Regions from separate parts of the Homo sapiens genome. Here region 1 is linked to region 2. Evidence: read pairs that join two places in POLR2A ChIA-PET (ENCODE). Cell type or tissue: GM12878. All regions are shown on one strand. Links, peaks and the distances in the headings refer to the core of each region. The heading gives the core; the rest is flanking DNA.

The links. Peaks named below come from ENCODE experiments on the same cell type or tissue, not always from the same donor. Only the 100,000 strongest peaks of a DNase experiment are listed, where the experiment ranks them.
Region 1: POLR2A ChIA-PET joins it to region 2 with 14 read pairs; 18 of 35 experiments call an interaction of 5 or more read pairs at or near these places.

What each region holds. Positions count from the first base shown.
Region 1 is chr1:39,265,278-39,274,942 of GRCh38, reverse strand. All of the region lies in intron 6 of MACF1 (microtubule actin crosslinking factor 1), which reads right to left. Among named protein-coding and RNA genes, the nearest start is that of MACF1, 65 kb to the right of the region's middle. In GM12878, for the core only: no CTCF peak of the experiment used is centred there; a DNase peak (open chromatin) is centred at 5,022; H3K4me3 peaks cover 2,219 bases; H3K27ac peaks cover 2,414 bases.
Region 2 is chr1:39,210,969-39,220,633 of GRCh38, reverse strand. The region is part of intron 1 of MACF1 (microtubule actin crosslinking factor 1); the gene reads right to left. Among named protein-coding and RNA genes, the nearest start is that of MACF1, 11 kb to the right of the region's middle. RefSeq lists silencers at 2,834-2,883, 3,004-3,053 and enhancers at 5,627-5,736, 6,115-6,833. In GM12878, for the core only: no CTCF peak of the experiment used is centred there; DNase peaks (open chromatin) are centred at 4,873 and 5,540; H3K4me3 peaks cover 2,362 bases; H3K27ac peaks cover 2,500 bases.

The sequences.
Region 1 (9,665 bases), core at 3,717-6,216, 54 kb before region 2:
CTTTTTCTTATTCATTTTCTTGTTCTTTTAAGTAATAATATTAACTAGCATTTATTGTGATTACTTGTATTAATTCATATTATTCTCACAACAACCCTACCAAGCATATGCTATTCTTATCTTCCATTTACAAATAAGGAAATTGTAGCACAGAGAAGTTTAGTAACCTGTTCCAAGTTATACTGCTAGTAAGTTGCAGAATTGGGATTCAAACCTAGCCAATCTGGCTCCATGCTCTTAATCACTTTATCTATAGGATAGTAACCCCTTTTCAGTAGTCATCCATGGAGAATTGGTTCTAGGACCTCCCTCAGATACCAAAATCCGCAGATACTGAAATCCACAAATGCTCAAGTCCCAGATACAAAATGAGGTAGTATTCACATACAACCTGTGTACATCCTCCCAGCTACTTTAAATAATCTCTAGATTACTTATAATTCCTAATACAATGTAAATGTTAGTAAATAGTTGTTATCTTGTTTAGGGAATAATGAAGTCTGTACATGTTCATTACAGATGCAATGTTTTTCTTCAGAATATTTTCCATCCGTTATGGGTTGAATCCCCAGACGCAGAACCCACAATGCAGAGAGCCAACTGTATATGTATTATATCATAATTTTACCAGTATTATTACATTTTTATTTTTATACAACTTATTTTGCCTAACTTTCCATTTTATTTTTATACAATTTTATTTTTTAATTTCATTTTATTTTTATACAATTTTTTTCTTAATTTTCTATTTGAAATGGAAATTTTCAAATATATACAAAAGGAGACAGAATAGTATAATAAGTCCCTATGTACCTATTACCCAGTTTCAACCATTATCAACTCATAGCTAATCTTGTTTCATCTACATCCCACCCACTTCACCCTTCCCCTATTATGATAAAGTAAATCTCCTGTTTTTCTCTAAAAACATTTCAGTATGTATCTGTAAAAGGCCTTTTTTAAAACATAACCACAACACTATTGTTACACCTAAAAAATAATGATTCTTTAGTAACATTTTTAATTAAGTAAAATTTTTTTAAAAAGAAACAAGGCTGGGCGCGGTGGCTCACGCCTGTAATCCCAGCACTTTGGGAAGCCGAGGCGGGCGGATTACGAGGTCAGGAGATCGAGACCATCCTGGCTAACACGGTGAAACCCTGTCTCTATTAAAAATACAAAAAATTAGCCGGGCATGGTGGCAGGCGCCTGTAGTCCCAGCTACTCTGAGGCAGGAGAATGGCGTGAACCCGGGAGGCAGAGGTTCAGTGAGCTGAGGTAGGGCCACCGCATTCCAGCCTGGGTGACAGAGCAAGACTCCGTCTCAAAAAAAAAGAAAAAGAAACAAAATCCTTTCTTAAAGTTCTAAACTATAACTTTACCTTCTGCATTCCCCCAATAGTGTCATCTGGTTAATTTTGCTTTCTTCTTTCAGTACAAAGCCAGTATTAGTAAAACAACTCTCCCTATAATTAAAAAGGAAAACTGGGAGAGGGATACTTGTAAACTGAAAAGGCTGAGCCCAGAAGATAATACACCAACCAACCTCTTTCTTATCATTTCTAGGCCCCAGTGTTATCTGACTATTCACCTAAAATTGTAGAGACTCGAAGGGTTGTGGCAAGAACACTGGTATATAGCTGGGCGTGGTGGGGGCGGGCGCCTGTAATCCCAGTTACTCGGGAGGCTGAGGCAGGCGAATAGCTGGAACCCGGGAGGCAGAGGCTGCAGTGAGCCGAGATCGCACCACTGCACTGCAGCCTCGGTGACAGAGCCAGACTCCGTGTCAAAAAAAAAAAAAAAAAAAAAAATTGGTATAGAGGTAAATGCTTCATTAAATGGGATTCGCTAACAAGGTGGGCAGGAGCTTGGCAGCAGAAGTCAAGATGGGGAGGAGGAAGGGATTTTCAAAAATGTTCCTTGTTGAAATAAGCCAGGTATTAGTAGTATGGATATTGAAAGCAGCTGGGAATAGGGAGTCCTGAGAGAAGAAATGGGCCAGAGAAGAAGGCCTTTGTCTGACATCAAAGAGCGATTGCTATTAGCCTGTTCCCATCCAGCTCCAAATCCTAGTCTACTTGTCATTCTGAAAACATATTTGTCAGCTGACCCTTGTCATCTTGCTTCTGTGTTAACTATTTCTTGACAAAAGAAGTATTAACTGTACTAGGTGAATAGAAAAGCAGATCATGTATATTCTACTATCTAAACCCTACACTAGCAAGAAGCACAATCAGTTCCCATTTCTCTCCATCCTAAAAAGCAACAAAACCCATGGTGAAGTTTATGTCTATCCATAGCCTGGTCTCACTCTCATCAACAAGCCCTGGACTAATCAACAGAGGAGACAGTCTGGCTGGAACTCAAATTATTTTCTGAGGATAGTTACTACTCTGACATATTAAAAACAAAACCACCACCAAAAAAGCAAGCAAAAAACAACTCAATTGGACTGCCAGCTGTCTCCTGTTTAGACAGGAGTTGGTGTGTGAACAGCAGCAGCTGCTCTTCTGACCCTTGCCCTCCCAGCTTTCCCACTTTAGCAGAGATGCTCTTGCCCTGCCTATCGGTTTCAGTATGCGTTGCCCTCTCTGTTTCTCTGGCTGCTACTGTCCTCAAGCCTGTGAACAGCCTGTTAGGGAGGGGAGCAGCTCCCTGAAGACAGTTCCTTCAGGGACCAGTGAGAGTTGCAGCCTCTTGGCCTTAAGGACTTTCATTCTGAAGGAATGTCACACTTATCTTGATAAGTTACTTCTTATCTGTCATATAGGATGGTGAGTCTGTGGTCCCTGTATCACATGATGGACACAAAACCTGGAAATATGCCAGGTGTCTGAGCTGAGACTCGGTCACTTAGTTTTTCAGCCTTGGCTATACATAAGTAGTATGACTGTGTCTGCAGTGAAAAGGTAGAAGGAATAGATGCAGAGGTTGGCTACCCAGAAAATGCCACACACCAATTTGAATCATACTGAACAGCAAAGGAATCATACTGTTGCCAATATGGTCACACTACAGATCATGGTCCAAAGGTTTCTCCTAACAATCTTTTCTTTAAGACTCCTCACAGACTCATGCAGAACATTCCCTTGCCAGTGTGGAGATCCAGCCCATACAAAGGTGCCATTGCTATCTATGGTCTATTATCTAGGATTGATTTTACTAGGAGTTCCTAAAACTTTATATGCCAAATTTCTGAAAATCTCACACTCAGTTACAAGCATGTGTCCTATAATGTTATGATGACTACACAATTTCAATTTTAATGCCAGTTGTACAACAATCAGTTCCACAGCTGGTTTTACCCCCAACTACTCTATCTGTTCCAACTTTTACAAGATAAAAGTTGACTTTGACATTCTTTTTTATCTGATGAAACCCAAATACTTGTTGATATGGTTTCAATCTGTGTCCCTACCAAATCTCATGTTGAATTGTAATCCCTAATACTGGAAGTGGGACCTGGTGGGAGACGACTGGATCATGAATCATGAAAGTGGATTTCTCATGAATGGTTTAGCACCATCCCCTTGGTGCTGTTCTCGTGAGGGTAGGTGGGTTTTCATGAGATTCGGTCATTTAAAAGTGTGTGGCACATCCCACCCACAACCTCTCGTTCCTGCTGTAGCCAAGTGACATGCCTACTGCTCCTCTGCCTTCCACCAAGATTGTAAGTTTCCTCAGGCCTCTTCAGAAGCTGAGCAGATGCCAGCATCATGCTTTCTGTACAGCCTGCAGAACTGTATACCAATTAAACCTCTTTACTTTGTAAATTACCCAGTCTCAGGTATTTATTTATAGCAATGCAAGAATAGCTTAATACATTCATGCGCCCCATATCCCAGTAGTTTCACTGCCTTCCTTCCTACCATAACACAACTATCACACTCCCCACCACACATATCCATGTTTATATGAGGCCCAAGAAACCTCTTGCCCATCCATAAAATAGATATTTTTTCAATGGCCACTTTTTCTTCAACCTGTTGGGAGTCTCCAAACTCTAATAACAGAGGGCACTAAGATGGGGCTGTCTGTGGGGAAAATGTATCCCCAAAGAGGAAATTCTAGGCACAGATTGCTCAGAATTTGTATCTATCCTCAGCCTTATGCTGCTAGTGATAGGCAGGGCACCAGTAGGTAGACCATATCCCTGCTCTGCAAACATCAGGGCCCCTGTACAGTATCAGTGGCCCCCATCTAGGCAAGGAAAGTGCCCTACCTCATTTTATAAATTTTGCACTTTGAAGTCCTAATGTTTTTATTTCTTCTGCTGCAGAGGCCAACATCCCAGTAAAAGTTCTTTAGCCATTGGTGAATTATAACTTCAATCACCCACACAATCACACACCTACATGCCAGATGCTGTGCTACCCATGGTCTTGCTGAGTCCTTATCTCAGTGTTCACATCTCTGAATTCTCACTTGCTCCTTGACCTTTAAAACATTCACAGAAACTGCCATTACCACCACCACCAGCAGCACCATCCATGCCTCAATATATTCCTCAAAACAAAATCATGTTAAAGCCCTAAATACATCCAGTCACAAAACAAACTTTTCTAGCCTTAAACCTTCAAATTGCCCTAACCTCCCTCTCTCTCTCTCAACTAATCCCCAGATAACTCTGTCCCTCTCCTCTAATCCTGGAATTAGGAACCAAAGAAGGATGAGCCCTCTCCACCTATACAAATACTGAATGAGTGCTGCCGTCAGAAATTTCCCAACAGGGATGGGATTGCATCAGCTCTAGTAAGAATATCACTCTCCTGTGAGGAAGAGCAAGTACACTGACAACAGCTGCCTGACCCCTTCCACATTTATTCCAGAGATTCATTCCAGAGATTCAGTTAGGCCCTTCCCCATCGTCTCTTGTGCTACATTACAACTTCTCGTAGCAGGGAAGCTGGTAAACAGACCTGCCTGAGAGTAAGTACTATCTAGCATTGCACCTTGAGAGATCATCCCACCAGATAGCTTGAGCAATTACGCCACTTGGCTACTCAGAATCAGGGATTCCCCAGAGACAAGTCTTGGTTTCAAGCATCAAGGGGCAGACCTGAAATAGATTCTGCTTGCTGAGCTCCAGCAGATACTAACCCACATGGGGGTAAGTTTGAGAGGCACCAACATCCTCACTGCTCACCACACTCAGCTTTAATATGTTTGAGGGCCAAGAATCCAAACAGCAGTTTGATTATCTCTTGAACATGCCCACCTACCTCTTCCAGACCCCATGATGGGGTGTGGCTTGCCTCCAGAGAAAGAGTGCCATCCTCTTCTGAGAAGGAAGTAGAGCTCTTTTCAGGTTCTGTATCTTTAGGCTGGATCCCATGTATGTGTGGCCCATCACTGCCATAGCCAGAGGAGGAGGGCAAAATGCTCACAGTCACACCACTGATGGACAAATCACTCTGAGAAGTAGGCAGTCTGGAATCCTGGGGGGGCACTTGACCCACATGGGAAGGCTCCGTGCGTCTTTGGCCTCCAGGCTGGTCCAGTAGTAATGAAGAAACAGAACATTCTATAATCCAGGAAGCTGTCTGAGGGGCACCTGAAACACTCTTGGTTCCTTCCTCCACACTCCAGCCCTCTGAAAATTGTTCTTGATTTCCTTTATCAGTGGGGTAGTCTGTCCTAGGCAAAGCACAGCTCCGAAACCCACGCTGAATATTTCCTTTCTCCACTGCAGTCTCTCCTTGCAAAGGCAGCAACACAGCCCTGCTGCTGCAGGATGCTGTCCTAGGAAATTCCACCAGTTGGCTCACTGACTTCTCGCAGTTCCTTTCTGCTGGGTTATCAAGCAGGTGAGCAATGACAGTCATCCCCTCTTCCAGGGAATCCCAGACCCCTCCAGCAACTGATGACTCATTCTCTAACAAAAGGTGGGCGGTCTGGACCTCCCCTTGGAATCTCTCCTTTACCTGTACTATCATCCCCCGATCGACTACCCGTGAGTTGGGGGCTGAGTCCCCAGGCAGCAAAATATCTGGGGGGGTATGCTCTACCCCTCCCACTCCGTCTTCCTTTTGGAGACTCTCTGTTAACTTCGTTAGGGTTTCAGTCTCTTCAATGACTCCAGTTCCTTCTGAGGTTTCTTCCTGGTGAGATGCCTCTGGAGTAGGGATTTTCTTCCCTCTCCACCTCCTTTTGAACCGAACCCTTTTCTTAGGAGATATGGGAGCCTTCTCAGGAATAGCTATTGACTCTTTCGGCTCCTTAAAACAGCCCAGTGAATTTCCCATTTCCTTCCTCTCCTAATCTCAGCAAAAACGCAGCTAAGCCAGTCCTGGGATCCCACAGAAATCCCAACCTTGGCCTCATCGGATTCGATGCACATTTAAAAACATGCACTATGCCGGCAATCCCTCCAATTCTTTCTCCCTCCCTCCCCGCCTCTCTCTGTCTCTTCCAGCCGCTGCCGATTCAGACAGCCATCTTACAGGCTCAGAGCTGCAACAAGACAAATTCAAAGCATCTCACTGCAGTTCAGAAATCACTTGACCTAAAAGCAGACAGAAACCGGATTGGCTGCAGCTTCCTCTCTCCAAATATGAGGTAATTGGAGCACTGCCCTCAGTAACACAAACAGAAAGCAAAAAGGAGCTAGAAACCAGGGGAGGGGAAAAACTAGGGAGGGCCAGGAGGAGGAGGGAAAATGTAAGTGTAAATTGAAAATGGAGGGAAAAAGAAGAGAGGCCGTGGCAGAAGGTAACGTGGAGGAAGGAGGAGGAGAATAGTACCAAAAAGGGAAAAAGCAAACCAGCTCGGCTGGTACTAACCAGCAAGGGAAGGGAAGGGCCCGGGCCAAGAAGAACCAAGCCTGGTGAAGCTGCAATTATGGCTCCCAAACTACAAAATGAAATAGATTTTAAGTGTTGCACCAAGATGCCCAAAAGAAAATATCAAGCAGATATACATATTCTGAATTTTTTCAGGTCAGAAAACAATAAAATTATTTTAATGAAATTATAACCTGAAGAAACCAGAGCCTTCTTCTTACAGTTAAGAAAAGGAACACAGACTTTAAAGATCTAGCCTTCTGGAGCATTTATTTCCCTCCTTTTTCCTATAAAAGAAAAGAAAGATCTGTTAATTCTGCCAGCCAATGACACAGACAGGAAAAATCTGGAAGTTGGTTTTGAGTACAGTAAATGAGTGCTTGGTAAAAAGAATACCACTTCTAAATACAACAGATGAACAGGGTCTCTGATGAACAATATTTGACAAAAATGTTCAATAGTAATTATTGATGCTGCCACTGCTAACATCTAATATATTTTTTGCACTTGCTGTGTGCCAAGCACTGTGTAAAGTTATTTACATGGACTTTCTCATTTAATTCTTACAGTCACTATATGAGGTCAAAACTATTATTTTATATTTTATCGGTAAAGAAACTGAGGTTTGGCCAGGCGCAGTGGCTCACGCCTATTATAATCCTAGTACTCTAGAAGGCCAAGGCAGGCGGATTGCCTGAGCTCAGGAGTTTAAGACCAGCCTGGGCAACATGGTGAAACCCCGTCTCTACTAAAATACAAAAAATTAGCTGGGCACAGTGGCATGCGCCCTTAGTCCCAGCTATTCAGGAGGCTGAGGCATGAGAATTGCTTGAACTGGGAGGTGGAGGTTGCAGTGAGCCAAGATCATGTCACTGCACTCCAGCCTGGCCAACAGAACAAGACTCTGTCTCCAAAAAAGAAAAAAGAAACTGAGGTTTAAGAAAGTTGATTAATAGCCCTAGGTTACACAGCTAGTAAGTGACAAAGCCAGAACATGAACTTCTGTTAACTTTAAGACTTTTAATTTCAACCCCAACTACTCTCTTCTAACTACTGCAGTAGTGGAAATCTGTACTCAGTTGCCAGTTGTGTAAAATAAGAAGTTCCCCCACTGTTCTGAATTGGTAATTAGACTGCATGGACCAAGAGCTCAATCAAAGAGATAACACTTGTTGCCATTTGGGAGTAAGAGAAGAAGCTGCCAAAAAGAGGTTCAGGTGGTTTTTACTCCCATTGCAGTAGGGCAGGAAGTCTGAATTTCAGACTGTAAAAGTCGGATTCAAAAATCACCTTGTGATGTCAGTGAAGATTCCTCCACCCCAATTTTTTTTAGTATAGTATCTGCTATATGGGAAAAGACTATAACCCAAAGGGCTGTGAATGGAGAATAAAATTATATATGTGTTTCTTTCCTATTGCAGTTATTTATTCTACAACAAAAGGATCCAGGCCACACAGCAGAAAGCAGTAGCCTGCCTGGTTCCATGCAAGCCATAAAGACTTACACTAGCATAGCCTTAACTATCTTTCCTGGAGACCTGAAAAAAAAAAAAAAAAAAAAAAAAAGGAAAAGACCACAAAAGGAAAGCAACAAGAAGCCCTAAAGCAACGGCTTTTACACAATCCCTTCTAAGACCCTCCTGATGTCCCATCTGCCTCACAACTGCAGTAGGTGTTCTTCCCCTAAGCCTTATCCTTAAGGCTGACTGCAAAACTGCAGCACCATCTTATGGCCATCACAAACTATAGTAAGAAATAAGCAGAGAGCATGGGAGAGAAACTCATGCTACTGCAAATCATTTAATTAACAAAGAATCTGACATTACAATATGAAGTTCTCTAGGCAGGTACCAGGCCTTCACTCCTCCAGTGAAGAAACCTGGAACTATGGGAACTTTAAGATGCACTTGAATTTTATGAATGACATACAAGCAAACCAAAATCCTGAAACTAATAAACTTAGAGGCAAGAGAAATAGCTGCTTAATATGACTACTACTGCTGTAGAGTTTCTCTGAGAATTTACTTCTGTGAGCCTATTCTTTTTTTAAAATTTCTGCATATGTCAGACCAATCAGACCTTCATTTCCTTCTGCTCCAGAGAAAAACTGGTCTAGGGAAGGAGCAGAGATTTCAGTAAGGTGGACCTAGGTTCAACTTCCCAGCTCATAAGTTAAGTAACCTAACTAGTTTATTAGATGGTTCAGTTTCCTTACTTGTAAAATGTGCATACTACCACCTACTTACTGGGATTGTAGACAAGGTTAATGAGATAATGTCCATAAAGTACTTGGCTCAGTACTTGACCTACAGTAAATTTCTTTTCTTCCCATTTATTACTGGAACTAAAAGTTATGAGACATCCCCAGCCCCCGGGGGGATCCTAAGATATAGATGGTCCCTGACTTAAAATGGTCCAGCTTATTTTTCGACTTTCCAGTGGTGAGAAATCCATATGCATTCAGTAGAAACTGTACTTCAAGTACTCACACAACCATTCCGTTTTTCACTTTCAGTACAGCACTCAATAAATTACATGAGCTAGTCAACACTTTACTATCAAACAGGCTTTGTGTTACATGATTTTGGCCAAATGCTCAACGGTTAGCTAATATAAGTGTTCGGAATACATTTAAGATAGGCTAAACTATAGTTTTCAGTAGGTATATCAGATGTATTTTCAACTAAGTTAATTCTGATTACGAGACCTTTCCCCAAGACCTTTTCTCATCTAACCTGGTCTCTTAACACAAGACTTGCTGCCTTCTGGGAAAGCACACTTTGAGGCCTATACATTCTTTATGCCTTCTCCTTTGGCTTTTTGTAGATAACTGTTTACTGCCCACAGGTCTCCCACAGAGACAGCCAGAGTGAAAGACTCCAA
Region 2 (9,665 bases), core at 3,463-5,962:
GTGCACGCATGTAATCCCAGCTACTCGGGAGGCTGACGCAGGAGAATCGCTTGAACTCGGGAGGCAGAGGCTGCAGTGAGCTGAGATTGCGCCACTGCACTCCCGCCTGGGTGGCAGAGTAAGATTCTGTCTTAAAAAAAAAAAAAAAAAAATTCATTAAAGGCCAGAAGCAGTGGCTCACACCTGTAATCCCAGCATTTTGGGAGGCTGAGGTGGGCAGATCACTTGAGGTCAGGAGTTCGAGACCAGCCTGGCCAATATGGTGAAACCCCATCTCTACTAAAAATACAAAAATTAGCCAGGCAAGGTGGTGCGCTCCTGTAATCCCAGCTACTCAGGAGGCTGAGGTAGGAAAATGGCTTGAACCTGGGAGGCAGAGGTTGCGAGCTGAGATTGTGCCACTGCACTCCAGCCTGGGCAATAGAGCAAGACTCCATCTCAAAAAAAAATTTTTTTTTCATTAAATATCCAACATTTAGGACAACCATAGGTATTGAAAAATATTCATTTAACAAATATATAATCACAGTCCTCTAGGTGTCAAGGTTATAGCTACAAGACACATTAAGATGGTATTTTCAGGCCAGGCACTGTGGCTCTCACGCCTGCCATCCCAGCACTTTGGGAGGCTGAGGTGGGCAGATCACCTGAGGTCAGGAGTTCGAGACTAGCCTGGCCAACATGGCAAAACCCCGTCTCTACTAAAAATACAAAAATGAGCTGGGAGTGGTGGCACAAGCCTGTAATCCCAGCTACTCGGGAGGCTGAGGCAGGAAAACTGCTTGGACCCGGGCGGCAGAGGTTGCAGTGAGCTGAGATGGCACCACTGCAATCCAGCCTGGGTGACAGAGTGAGACTCCATCTCAAAAAAAGACTGCTTTTCAGCAGGGAGCAGGTACTCCCACTCAGATATTCCCTCTACAGATTCAGCTTTCCTAAATTCTCCTTGCCACATCTTGATCCTGGGGATTTTGAACCACTTAATGTTCCCAATGTAAGCGCAAAGGAAATTGGTGAAATTGGAGGTCAAGCAATTAAAATGTGTTCAGCAATAATGTATAATGGCACAAACATTATAAATGATTGCTATCCTCAGAAGGCTACAAAAGTCTACTTTGGGAGATAAGGTGGAGCTCGATATTTATTGTGTTTATTATGTATCAGGTGCTGTTTGAGGCTTATCTCATTTAGTATTTGACAATCCTCACAACTCTCTCAAGTATGCTTATTCATGGTTCAGCAAATTCATGCTCAGAAAGACTTGTTAGTAATCTTCCCAAAGTCACGCAGTATACAGCAGAATTGAGATTCAAATCCAAGTCTGTCAGATCATAGACTTTTAACCTCCATAAATTTATTAGAAGACAATACAATGCAGTCCTATATAATCAAGTTAAAGGAAAAGTACTAACTATAATAGGGATTCATGAAAGGCATTTATCACCAATGACTGGTGTAGGCTGAGAAAGTACCAATGAGGATTGAGATTTGGGGTTTTAAGGAAGTGACAACTGTAGAAGCTTCAATGCAAAATTAAAATTCTACCTTATTTCTGCCGGGTGTGATGGCTCATGCCTGTAATCCCAGCACTTTGGGAGGCTGAGATGGGTGGATCACTTGAGGTCAGGAGCTCGAGACCAACCTGGCCAACATGGTGAAACCCCGTCTCCACTAAAAGTACAAAAATCAGCCAGGTGTGGTGGCACACGCCTGTAATCCCAGCTACTTGGGAGGCTGAGGCAGGAGAATCACTTGGACCTGGGAAGCAGAGGTTGCAGTGAGCCGAGATCGCCCCATTGCACTCCAGCCTGGACAACAGAGCAAAGCAGGACTCTGTCTCAAAAAACAAAACAAAACAAAAATTTACCTTATTTCTTAGGAAAACCTAATATTATAATGATAATTCTTTGGACTATTAAGAATCACAGAATAAAGGAAAGAAGTAAGATAAAGAAATCCAGGGGTAAGCACGGTAACAAAAGAAGAGAGCCACAGTGAGAGGGAGGCACATATAAGAACACAAGAGGAAGAAAAGCTCAATAGTTCTTAGAGAATTCACGGGAATATCACAGTCAGAAAAACGAAGCATTTCATAAATACAAAGAGAGAGTTTTAAGAGTCCTCAAAAATCATCTTAAAGATGAAGAAACCAAGGCCCAGAGAGATTAAATAATTTAGACAAGGTCACACAGGGGCAGAACTAGGTCTATAACTTGGATTTCCTGGTGTCTAGTCTATGGTTCATACCTTTGCATGACATTCATTTCCCTTCTTTGAGCCTGAGTTTCATCTATAAAATTAGGCATTTGTCCTTTGTTATTTTTAAAATTTTATTTTTATCTCCAACTCTGCAAATAAAATGAGGAGTTAGGCCAATAGTTCCTAAATATCAGTCTGTAAACCAGCCATCTCAAAATCATCTGGGAAGCTTTTTTTTTTTTTTTTTTTTTTGAGACGGAGTCTCGCTCTGTCGCCCAGGCTGGAGTGCACTGGTGTGATCTCGGCTCACTGCAACCTCCACCTCCTGGGTTTACGCCATTCTCCTGCCTCAGCCTCCCGAGTAGCTAGGACTACAAGCACCCGCCACCATGCCCAGCTAATTTTTTGTATTTTTAGTACAGACAGGGTTTCACCGTGTCAGCCAGGATGGTCTCGATCTCCTGACCTCGTGATCCGCCCGCCTCGGCCTCCCAAAGTGCTGGGATTACAGGCATGAGCCACTGTGACCGACCTCTTTTTTTTTTTTTTTTTGAGACAGGGTCTTGCTCTATCACCCAGGCTGGAGTGGATCCCGGCTCACTGAAATCTCTGCCTCCCAGGCTCAAGCGATCTTCCCTCCTCAGCCGCGCCCCCAACCCCACCCCCAGTAGCTGGGACTATAGGCGCACGCCACCACACCCTGCTAACTTGTATTTTTGGTAGAGATGGGGTTTCACCATATTGCTCAGGCTGGTCTTGAACTCTTGACCTCAACTGATCCGCCCTCCTTGGCCTCCCAAAGTGCTGCGATTATAGGCATGAGCCACCACACCCGGCTGATTTAGAGTCTGTTTTAATCCCTTTTTTAAGCAATGAGGTTTGAATAGTAATTTTATTTATTTTTATTTTTTTGAGAGGGATCACTTGAGGTCAGGAACTCAAGACCAGCCAAGGCAACATGGCGAAACCCCATCTCTACCAAAAATACAAAAATTAGCCAGGTGTGGTGATGCGTGCCTGTAATTCCAGCTACTTGGAAGGCTGAGGCAGGAGAATCGTTTGAGCCCCTGAGGTGGAGGCTGCAGTGAGCCAAGATCATACCACTGCACTCCAGCCTGAGCAACAGAGTAAGACTCCGTCTCTAAAATAAAATAAAATAAAATAAAATAAAATAAAATAAAATAAAATAAAATAGACCCTAAATCATGAAGTGATTGTGAGGAGTATATGATATGAAAGCACTTAGCCTAGTCTCTCACACATAATAAGTTAATAAATGCTAGCTGGTAGTTACAGTAGTAATATAATGTGAAAAGTATATAACATGAAAATCCACTGCTAATCTTCATTCATTCTCCCTATACAAGTGATTTTATTTTACGGTGATATGAAAAAAAGAAAAATAAAAAATGAGGTAACCGAGCTAGAGAAAGGTTAAGCAATGTCCCCAGTTGGTTTTGTTGTTAAGTGGTGGAGTAGGAACCCCGTGTAGACAGTTGATGCCAAGCCCATTTTCTTAGCTATTAGTCTACAGTGCCTTTAGGGGATTATGTGGGATTGGGGGAGATGGGGCTACATTACGTTTTTGCCCTGAAACTTTCAATAAAGATTTTAGACTTTCCTATACTTCTTTGTTGGTTACAGGAAAGGCCCTTTTGCTATACGTTTATCTCCAAGCACTTTTAGATATAGGCAATTCTTTCTTCTAGGTTCCAGGGAAGAAATCTCAATGATACAGGAAAGATAAAAAAAAAAAGTAGACCACTAAAATTGCCCCCTCTGTGCCCCAAGCATTATTGCTATGGCAGCTTTTTTTCCTCAAAAAGCACCTAAATACTTGCAAGCACTAGCCTAGGAGTCAGGAGACTGATCAGAACCCTAGTTCTGTTGCTCTCCTTCTCTGAGATTTTTCTAAGGTCTCCTCTTCATCAAACAACTAGTTACTTCAATTTTAATGAAAATCTGCCTATTTGGGTCACAATTTTGCTCCTTGTTAGAGACTCAAAGTATAAAATCAAAAGATAGTAGATTACCAAACCAGTGGTTCCCAAACTAAGATTTCATAGACAAATACATGTTCCACAATAAATCAGAAAGCCTAACAGAAGTTGTCACTTTTCATTTTGCTAAGTAGGGATATCTTAAAAACACACTACCATATAATAACAATTCTTTCATAAAATAAAGGATATTTTAACATTAGAAAGTAGGAGAGACAATTTCAGAATAAAAGACAATTCTTTAAGTTTAGCTTTATGAAAGACACACTACATTTTCTTTATCTTTTTTCATTTTACAGAGAATTGATGTCTCTCAGTCTAGCACCAGTCTGTATACCCTACAATTTTGAAACCAAGGAAACCTACGGCCAAAAAGGTTAAGTCACTTGTTCAAGGCCACAGGACATTACTTAAATAATCATTATTTAATGATGCCTTATCAAGAGAGATCTAAGTCACAGCTAACATGACTCTTCCCCTAGCCTCTCTTATTTAGGTCCCTGACCCCAGATCATCTTTGAGTCTTTTTCTCTCTCTGTCACAGCTGGCAGAGTAAAGTGTAAAAGAACTAGCAATAAGCCCCAAAGAGGAAACATAGGCCATGACTCCTCCCTCCCACCCCCCATCCTCCCGCCAGTCTGCTCAGAGGTGGACTCCGTAACCAACCAACTTCTGCTAAAAATACACTCTGGACTTTCAGCACTATGCAACATACCTTAAAAGTGGTTTCCTGATACAGGCAGAAGCATGAGCATGAATTCAGTCTCTATAAAAAAAGTTCTACACCCAAAGCTTGGGCTCTTAACTGCCAGTTACTGCAAGCTTAAGAAGTTCCCCAGGAAGTAGGGCACCCCAATCTATTCCACTGCACATTTTAACAAGCCTAAAGGTTGTAACACCACAAGGCTTCGAAGTCCATGCATTCCTATGAGTCAATGAGAGCAAGGGCTATTTGGGATCCTCAGGCCCGGACAAGCAAAAAAAAAAAAAACTTCACATACTAACCCATACAGCACATGCGACAAACCAGGTGGGCGTTGAACTCGTGTTCATCTTGGTAACTCGGCCACATGGCGCCCCTGTGTCTGCTGACCCCACCTAAAAGGAGGGGGTACCAAAGAACCTCCAGCTACTGGCCTGTGCACCCTTCGCAGCTCCTCAAAAAGGGCTGTGAGGTGTAGAGAGGAGACAGCAGAACAGAGAAGTGGCTCCACCCACCACTTCCTACTGACCTCCTTCTTCCCTTGAGGTCAGAGAGGAAGCTCCTCCCTAGGGCACTTCCAAAAACTGGGTCCATGTCTCAGGCATATAGCATGCTGCATGCTGTTCAAAAGTAGCACCAACTCTGTGTTTCCAGACCAATAGAGCGTACAGAGGGGAGAGCTCCATATGCAAAAGTCCAGTCAAGGTATGAAGTGAGTAAACCTGAGTAGGAAGAAACTGGTCTTTGAGTTACCCTCCATTTGCAGAGCAGAAGCTTGTAATGTGGTGAATCTTAGTTGCAGGAGAGCTGGTGAGCTAAGTGGTTTACTGCCAAGTCAGGAACAGTGCATCCATTGCCCAACAACTTGCTCCTCAGGTGTGCCTCTTCTCAGGCAGAAGTACATATAGTGTTAACCAAATGAGAAGGTCTCATGATGGGAGAGACTATAATGGAGCAAGCTCATACACTCACCGTCCACTGTGAACAGATCCCTAGATTCCAAAGAAAGTTTCCCTTCCCCGCACTTACAGCTGCCAAAAGGGAAGAGTCAGTAACTCCCCAGTGATTCCACCTACTTTACAGAGTAGCCCCACCTCAGCCAGCCTCGCCTCAGCCAGCCTCCCAGGTAGATTATCACAGCAAATTTTATCAGCTTCAAAAATACCGTTTGCTTGTTGCTCCATTCTTTCCCCTCACAGCCAGGAATGGCATTCCAAAGTCCCCTTCTTCTTCCCAGATCCTCCTACTCTGTCTTTACAGTCAGTGCACTTAACTCAGCTGTGCCAGAAATCCTTTCATCCATCAGTAGAAGGCTGCCTGCTTGTTTGTCCAACTTGTTTTCCGAGTCTTGGCTAATTGTACCAGACACTGGAATGTTGAAGAAACACAATGAAGGGCTTTTTCATTCAGCTGGCCCAGCCCTTCTATTGGTTCTTCACAGTTCTAACCCAACCAGGGGACAGAAAAGTCCAGCCTCTGTGGGTGTCAGGACAGACACTGCAGCCCTGCCCCACACCACTCAAAAAGGCCCCGCTGCAGATAAGGGCCTAATCACTGGCCCTCTGCTCTAGCTCCCTAAATAGAACGACTTCTTCAGGCTAATGCTGCTTTCAATCCTGTTCCTGAAGGCAGGGAGGGAGGAGGGGCAGCACCTAGGAAAGCAAGTTTCCAGAGATTAGCCCAAACGACTACAAATGAAAAAAAGTAAATGCAAGCTTTCCTAGCAGACCATTCAGTTTAAACAAGCCCTATGACCTGCCTCAGTTGCTTGACAACTTCACTCCCAAGTGGGTATCCCTCCCACCTACAAACTGCTAATAATCCTGTTACTGCTTACTAATAAAGGTTCTCACAGCTGACTTTATCCCGCCTAGACTAAGCTCTCAGTCACCCTGATAACCTGTGACAACTGTACTCAGTTTGTCCCTCTTATAAGACTCTTTTTAGCCTTGGAGATGAAGGGTCCTCCTAGAATTTGCCTCGTACTGGGAAAAGGAATGCATAAGAAATAGGGAAGAGAGAAAAAAAGGAATGAACATTTCCTGACTCATATCTAGTAACCTCTTCCTTTATCAGATTTAAATTCCCTGAGTGAGACTGAGTGCAGTGGCTCACGCCTGTAATCCTAGCACTTTAGGAGGCCAAGGCGGGTAAACTGCCTGAGCTCAGGAGTTCGAGACCACCCTGGGGCCAACACGGTAAAACCCCGACTCTAACTAAAATACAAAAAAAATTAGCTGGGCGTGGTGGCACATGCCTGTAATCCCAGCTACTTGAGAGGCTGAGGCAGGAGAACTGCTTGAACCCGGGAGGTAGAAGTTGCAGTGAGCCGAGATTGTGCCACTGCACTCCAGCCTGGGCCACAGAGCGAGACTCTCTCAAAAATAAAAAATAAAAAAATAAATTATCTGAGTGTAGGGACTCTTTTGTCTCCATAACCCCATCTCTATCACATTTAGAAGGTACTCAATAACCTAAGCTAAAATTAACTGAACATTTACTATAACTGTTAGTTCACAGTTAATGTGCTAAAAACTTTAAATATCATTTCATTTAATCCCAACAATTCTCCAAGAAAGATATTATCATTTCCATTTTAGAGATAAAAATTCTAGGACTTTAAAAGGTTAAATAACTTGACCAAGATTACATGTCCATTTGTCCAGCTCCAAAGCTGTGCTCCCTGTTATACCCTGCTGTCTCTGAGAAGGACCTAAACCAGAATAAACAAACAAAGGCATAGGAGTTGTATATGTAAGAAGGTGAAATATTCTTGGGAAGGGTAACAAATAAAAACATTTAACTCGGCCAGGCACAGTGGCTTACGCCTATAATGCCAGCACTTTTGGGAGGCCAAGGTGGGCAGATCACTTGAGGTAAGGAGTTAGAGACCACCCTGGCCAACATGGCGAAACCCCACCTCTACTAAAAAAATACAAAAATTAGCCGGGCATGGCGGCACATGCCTGTAATTCCAGATACCTGGGAGGCTGAGGCACGAGAATCACTTGAACTCCAGAGGCAGAGGTTGCTGTGAGCCGAGATTGCGCCACTGCACTCCAGCCGGGGCGACAGAATGAGACTATGTCTCAAAATAAAAAATAAAAAATACTTAACTGGTTGACCAGAGATTTAGGACACATCCAAAATGAACACATGTGGCAACTTCTAGAAATACTGAATTCACAGTCTCTAAAAATCAAAATAATAATTACTGGGTGAAGTTGGAGGAAAGTGAACCAAAATCTGCCATCTCCTAAATTCCCTGGCACTCAAGCAGAACCTATTTCTCCTAACGGCACTGCAGACTGAGAAAAGTAGGGTAGAGTCTTGGGGACAAGGTCAGTCTACCTACAGGAGACAGGCCTTCCCTTCAAGTTCCCAAGAGGTCCTGAGCCTCAAAAAGAGGCAAGTTCTGCTGCAATGGAGGAGAGGACTTTGATTAGGACAGTCAGCTCTTAACTATCCAGAGGAGATGGGCCAGTAGAGTCATCCGAGCCATTCCCCTTCTTTTTTTCCCAACTTTTGTCATTTCCTGTTAAAGGTAGGAAAAAGTTTAAGTCTGGCTGCTACCTGCAGATCTTGAAAAGGGTGAGTGGAGGGAAGAGGTTCAGGCCAGTATTTCCACATGTGGTCAGAAGTTATCTGAGAATTGACAGCTACTGGCTTTCTTACAGAAACAAAGAAAATTGAAGGTATATACTTAATGTCTTTCCTAAAATGCCAAAATCACCCACTATTAAGGATATAAAAGACACAAACATCTTTCTTAACGTATAAAACAGTGATCATAATATATCACCTACTTTTTATATACCTCTGTATTGGGTTCTGTCACATTTCTTTTTTTTGAGACAGAGTCTTGCTCTGTTGCCCAGGCTAGAGTGCAGTGGCTTGATCTCGGCTCGCTGCAACCTCTGCCTCTCGGGTTCAAGCGATTCTCCTGCCTCCACTTCCCAAGTAGCTGGGATTACAGGCGCCCACCACAGCACCTGGCTAATTTTTGTATTTTTAGTAGAGACAGGGTTTTACCATCTTGGCCAGGCTGGTTTTGAGCTCCTGACCTCATGATCCACCCACCTCAGCCTCCCAAAATGTCAGGATTACAGGCGTGAGCCACCATGCCCGGCATGTCACATTTCTTAATTACTAACTATAAAGACAGGCCGGGTGCCGGTGGCTCAAGCCTGTAATCCCAGCACTTTGGGAGGCCGACGTGGAGGATTGCTTGAGTCCAGGAGTTCGAGACCAGCATGGGCAACATGGAGAAACCCGGTCTCTATATATGAAATTTTTTTTAAATTTAAAAAATTAAAAAATAAGGACAATTACTGTTTCATCCCAACAGTTCACAGGAAAGCACTATGTCTTCAATGTTATCTTATGTGAAAAAATTCTAATAATGATGGTAAATAATCACATATTCCTTACCACATGCAGAATGTGTTCTAAGAACTAAGTCAAGGCTGGGCGTGGTGGCTCATGCATGTAATCCCAGAACTCTGAGAGGCCAAGATGGACGGATCACTTGAGGTCAGGAGTTCAAGTTCAGCCTGGCCAACATGGTAAAACCCCACTTCTACTAAAAATACAAAAATTAAACTGGGTGTGGTGGCAGACACCTGTAATCCCAGCTACTCGGGAGGCTGAGGCAGGAGAATCACTTGAACCCAGGAGGCAGAGGTTGCAGTGAGCTGAGATTATGCCACTGCACTCCAGCCTGGGCGACAAAGCAAGACTCCATCAAAAAAGGGAGCGAGGGA